2 separate regions of the Homo sapiens genome follow, and region 2 is linked to region 1. A link is a contact called in ENCODE Hi-C or POLR2A ChIA-PET data. All regions are on one chromosome and are shown on one strand. Each heading gives the region's core, a stretch centred on a gene start or an enhancer-like site at or near the end of the contact. The rest is flanking DNA. Distances are from core to core; before and after follow the strand shown. Region 1 overlaps PRDM16 (PR/SET domain 16). Region 2 overlaps PRDM16 (PR/SET domain 16).

What was found. A loop is a pair of places that touch in the nucleus more often than their neighbours do. ChIA-PET counts read pairs that join two places held with the same protein, here RNA polymerase II (POLR2A). Pooled maps may share reads with other maps.
Region 2: a map of posterior vena cava shows a loop between it and region 1 (14-fold over the local background). The contact joins two enhancer-like sites. A Hi-C loop is called at or near these places in 5 of 168 maps with a recorded cell type or tissue (Right ventricle myocardium inferior, heart right ventricle, posterior vena cava and 1 more) and 1 of 50 pooled maps. POLR2A ChIA-PET finds 5 or more read pairs at or near these places in 1 of 52 experiments (H1).

What each region holds. Positions count from the first base shown.
Region 1 is chr1:3,132,602-3,135,301 of GRCh38, forward strand. The region is part of intron 1 of PRDM16 (PR/SET domain 16); the gene reads left to right. Among named protein-coding and RNA genes, the nearest start is that of MIR4251, 6.0 kb to the left of the region's middle. Within about 2 kb of position 1,255, at least 7 of the 41 ENCODE cell types and tissues checked have a DNase peak (open chromatin) inside an H3K27ac peak, as active enhancers do.
Region 2 is chr1:3,093,036-3,095,735 of GRCh38, forward strand. The region is part of intron 1 of PRDM16 (PR/SET domain 16); the gene reads left to right. Among named protein-coding and RNA genes, the nearest start is that of PRDM16, 25 kb to the left of the region's middle. RefSeq lists an enhancer at 2,216-2,700. Within about 2 kb of position 1,401, at least 2 of the 41 ENCODE cell types and tissues checked have a DNase peak (open chromatin) inside an H3K27ac peak, as active enhancers do.

The DNA of each region.
Region 1 (2,700 bases), core at 5-2,504:
TCTCTCTGACAGATCTGGAGCCCCCATGAGGTCCAGAATGTTCTAGAGCCACCCGGTTCATACTGTTGCCCGAGAAGTCAACACCTCTGCCTCCCAAGAGAGAGTAGACGATTCATTTAAAATAGAAATTATGTTGGAAGTAAAGTGACCCTTATTTGGTTCAGCAGTTTTTGAACACATCTGATTAGGAATTCCCCGGGGACTGGGTGGGGCAGGGTTAGATAAAAAGCCCTCGTCAGGGTGGCTGGGCAGGGCCATCCAGCCGGTCCACTCACCCGGAACCCCAGCCTCGTGCAAACACAGATACTGTGAATCTGTCCCAGACTTACAGAAGATGGACCTGTAATTGACACTGTGCTGTATTTAACTGCCAAGGATGGTAAATGTCTTCAGGAAACACTGCACCACGTTTTGAAGAAGTTCAAACAGCGTCCGTGCAGCAGGTGCGTTCTGCCGTGCCTCTGACTGGGTGGTGGTCACTGCCAGACTGAGTGGTCCACACCAGCCCCGCACCCTCCAGGACAAAGCCCGAAGGACGGTGGTAACCGGCTTCTGGTGGTGGAGTGCAGCTGGTCAGATGCCTGGGAGACTCAGGTTCCAGGGCAGGAGCTGCAGGAAGACCAGGGAGGTCTCTGCCCATGTCTCTTCTGGAGGCTCCTACAGGAAAATCCAGGGGTTGCTTTTCCCACCGCAAACCATGCCAGACTCTCCCAGGGCGAGGGAGGCACCTCGGGGCTGTGGGCCTGGGGGAGGTTCCTGTAAGACTGTGTTCAGAGGGGATCTTCTCAGCAGAGGGCAGAGCCATGGGGCTCGGCCTCCCGAAGCCACAGCCCTGGAACCACCTGGAGATGATACCCAGGCTCTTGTCTGTCCTGCACGATGGGGAGAGGAGGGCAGGGTCTGTCCAGAACTGCTCCCCAATCGGCCGCCCCTGACAGAAATGATGCCCAGCGACCTTCCCTCCTCCTTACCAAGATCCACCTTGGCAGGGGCCGTGCCATTGCTTGCAGTCCCATCTGATTTCTACAGAAAGCCACGTGGAAGTTGTCCACTCCGTTTTGCAGAGGTTAATGGCTCTCTGAAGTGGTTCAGCTGGGGCTGGCAAGGCTGGGCCCGAGCCAGCTCCTCCATCTCCCCTTCATGTGAGGGAGAAAGCCCCATGAAGTGGCCCGTGCTGCCTGCTGGGAGCCAAGGGTATGCAGGCAAGGGGCCTTTCGCCGCGGGAATTTGTGCACAATTTTTGAACATAAGTCAGTTCCTCCCTTCCCCCAGGAGAAATGATCGGCCTCCAGGAAGTTGGACCTCGCCTTGCTCAAAACAAACATAGGGCCATCTGAGAGCAGCCCCAAAGCACACACGTGTGAGAAGGAGGCTAGAGTTTTACTTTCCTCCCCCAAGACTGCAAAGCACTGGGGAAAAAAGGTCAGGCAGCGCGTCCAGTTCAGGGAGCGTGTCCAGTTGTGTCACGAGTGGGAGACCTGGGTTCAGAACCGTCCAGCTGTGTCGGGAGCAGGAGGCCTGGGCTCAGGACCACCTCTGGGCTCCTGCTGGGACCTTGGAGATCAGCACCTCCCGGCGCTGATGTCCAGTGGGAAGGGGAAGCCTCTACACAGAGGCTCCCACAGAGAGGGGATTGTGTGGAGCTGTCCGGAGCGCCATTCAGCTGGGGGACGGAGCTTCCCTGGAACATAGTGCCCCGCTTGATTCTTGAAGAGAGGACGTGGACAGCAGAGGAGACGCAGGCCTGGGGACGGACAGTTGGGCAGCAGGCATGGCACGGGCATGGGCTGGGCGGGGGCCAATGCCCCCAAAGTCAGGAAGATGCCCCCAAAGTTGGGGCCGAGGGGCCACGCTCATGCCCATCACCCCCTCCTGCCCTCCCCTCCCGCACAGCCTCTGGCATCAGAACTCGCACCCTTGTGCACTCCTGGGAAGCCCCGTCCTGCTTAGACCTACTCCGAGGGCGCGTGGAGCCCGCCTCCCCCTGGAAGGGGAAATAGGAAAAAGAACCGTGAAAAGCTCCGGAGTTAACCGTGGCGGCTTGAAGGACCTTGACCTAATTGGTCCAGAAAAGTCAACATCGGCACCTAGAGTGTTCAGAAAGTGAAGATTAAACTTAAAGCGATTAGACAACTTATTTTTCTTTTCCAAGACATTAGCTGGTCAAAAATGACAAAAATGTCCTTAAGCCTAGCTGAGGCAGAGGCGGCAAACAGGCGGCCTTTTGTTTGGCAGAGGGGCCTGACCACCCGAACCCGCGTGGGACACCCGGGAGCCCACCTCCTGAGAGCCCGGCGAGGGGATCGGGCCGGGTATTAGCCGGGGATTAGACGGCCGAGCTGCTGGCCTGGTAGGGGAGCTGCCGGGGAGCTGCCGGCCACCCGCAGGCTGGGCCTGGGAGGCCCTCCTGGTCCGCGTGCTGCTGCCCCCGGGTCAGGGGCTTCTGGAAGGTGCCACCCCCGGGTCAGGGGCTTCTGGAAGGAAGGGCACTTTCCTCGGGAGCTCGCTCTTTATTTTGGGGGGCTGCGGAGCACCCCAGGAAACAGCAAGGCAGCTCCAAGAGTCCAGCCTGGTCCCCACCAGTGAACCCGAGTCAGCCCAGTCGGCCCCAGGCTCCGCCACCACCCCTTGGCTTCGGGCTGGACTGGCCATGGTGGCCCCATGGGCAGGGTAGGGGGCCTCAGGGAGGTCTGCGGTGGG
Region 2 (2,700 bases), core at 151-2,650, 39 kb before region 1:
GAACATGGGGCCAGCCCTGGCTGACCGCCCTCAATAGTAACTTCCCTGAGCTGACCGCTTCTCCTGACCTGGCTGAGAAGTGAGAAGTGGTGAGAAGAGGAATTCTCACCCCTTCATACTGTTTTCCTCACCCAAATCTCTTGAAGGGCCCAGGCTGGCTGATGTCAGGAGAGCCCAGGCTACCCCTATTTCAGAGGTAAAGCCCAGGCTAGCCCGATGTCAGAGCAGAGCCCAGGCTAGCTCCATGCTGGGGCCTGAGCCTGGGTACTGTCCAACGTTGCGATGTTTGGTAGCACCGGGGCAGTCTGCCCTCCACATTTCTGTACAGCCAGGGTGCAACATGGTCAGACTGGGGTGCAGCTGGGACTCGGTCAGAAACCATCTGCCCATGAAGAGTCCTCTTCCAGAATTGATTGACTGTTTCTCCAGACTTTGGGGGCCCTGGAATCAAGTGGGGAATGAGAGCCCAAATGCCACAGGTTGTGTGCTCTCTGCCTCTGGGCGCCCTGGGACCCCCGGCATCTCCACTGTGTGTCTGGTCGTGAAGGCTGAGGTCGCAGTGCCTGTGGGCCCCTTAGATTGTGGGGTTCACATGAGTTCTCGGAGGCTGCATGCTGTGGTCGTGGTGAGAAGGAGGGGCAGACCCTAGGAAAGGGGTGAAAGCCGGGCAGGGAGGGACCCCTGCAGCGGAGAGTGGACAGCATGAGGCTAGCCTGCAGGAGCTCAGGGCAAACGCCCACTCCCACCTGGCTGTGGCTGAGCAATGCCCAATGTAGCCCAGCTCCGAAGCGCAGGGAAGGAGGGGGAACGTGCGGGGGTCTGTGGGGCCAGGCCTGTGCACCCCATCCCACTCGGGCGGAGAGCAGGCGAGACAAGGAAGGAGTTCCTGACAAATTTCCCTGAGCCCCGAGAATTTTTTAGAAGTTGCCATGAGTGTGTGGGCTTCTGCGATTCTGTGGTCAGGCTGCTGTGTTTCAGGAAGTGCCGAGCAGAAGTGGTGGCACCAGCCAGCAACGTGGTCTGGGGAAAGTGGTGGCTGCAGCCAGTGTGGTCTGTGGCTGCTGGTGACCCAGAAACAAACACCTGAGTGTGCAGGGCAAGAGGCGGGCGGGGCACGCAGGGCAGAGCTGGGGAGGAAAAGGGGAACTCTCGCCGCCCAGGCCTGGAGCCGCGGAGGAGACAGGTGGCTGGTGGCACGGGGGCGCACAGGCAGCAGGCACCCGCCATCCCCACCCTGCCTCCACAGCTCCCAGGTGGCTCCTAAGCACCCCTTGGGCAGCCACGGAATTGTCAGAGCGGAACGACTTGGAAGTAAATTCGAGTTAAGTGCAGCCACATCACCCTGCAGAGACGTGGGCTCCCAAGGTCAATGCTGGCCCGTGGCCCCAGCCCGTCTCAGGCCTGCTCATGCCGGACTGGCAGCTGTTAGCTTGGCATCAGGATCCGGTCATTCAGAGGGCAGTTTGGGCACAGGAGTGCAGACATGGCTGCCCTTCTAAGCCCCCAGCAGGTTCAGAGCCAGGGCCGGGACGCTATAAAGCTTGGCCGTCACTTCCACTGGGCCCTGGAGAGCTGTGATGAGGAGGTGACTTTCATGCTGATGACCAGGAATATGTTTTGCTTATTGGTGTGAACAGACTCCTTTCACAGAACACGCAGACATTCTGTGAGCACCGGCCCAGCAAGCAGTGTCAGTGGCTGCGCCGTTCCTGCTTAAATGAGCAAGGCCTTCGGGTGCTTCCCGGCCTCCCTGGACTCCCTGCAGCCAGGGAGGTGGGGCCTTGTCCCTGCTGCGGTTGCCGAGGGACTCTGGGTGGGAAGGAGGGGGTCTGCATGAGTGCCAGGTGTGTCTTCCTTCCTGGTCTTTTCCGACGTGGATGGAGCCACACAGCCCGGAACCCCGGTGCTCGTGACCGAGACCTTCTCACAGCTGCATGGGGGAATTGCCCGTGCTGGGCGAGATGAAGCCAGCAGGAGGGGACGGCTCTGTTGCCCTGGCCTACTCCCCGGTTGGGGAGATGATGAGCCAGGCTTGTCCTGACGGGGCACTGGCCCAGGCGAGCAGCCAGGGGTCTCCCAGGGCCCTGCCCACCTGCCTGTGATGAGAAGGCCCCTCTCCAGCTCAGTGCGTGAAAAGCCAGGCTGGAGCTCCACCTCCCCAACCGCCAGTCCAAACCATGCTGGCACTTGGTGACCAGGCCTCAGCCAGCAGCCCTGCAGCTGGGTTGAGGTGGCCCAGGGCTGTCCAGGGAGGTAGCCGAGAAGAGGGCTGCGGAGAAAGTGGAGTAGCAAACAACTCGGTGTGTCTCCAGGGGTGCTGGGTGCCGCTGGGGTGCCAGATGTCATGGGCTCAGACCTACCCTCATGGGTCAGATGGACAGTGGTATCCCCCTCCTGGGGTGGGGGGCACTCCTAAGGCAGAAAACCCATAGGACCTGGAGCACAGCCCTGTGCGGCTGTGTCCCGGGGCAGCCCAAGCACTGCGTGGTGCCTCATGGGGGGCCGGGCTCAGCTGCTGGTCCTCCCTAGTGCCCCCTGGACTCAGCTTCCACATCCACAGGATTGACAGGACGGTCTCCTCCTTCAGATGCCCTAGGGACCCCTGTGCTGCCCTGAGACACAGCCACCCCAAGACGCAGCCTCACAGTGTGTGCCGTGGGCAGCCTCTGGCCTCGGCCAGGAGGGTAGGATTTGAGGGGG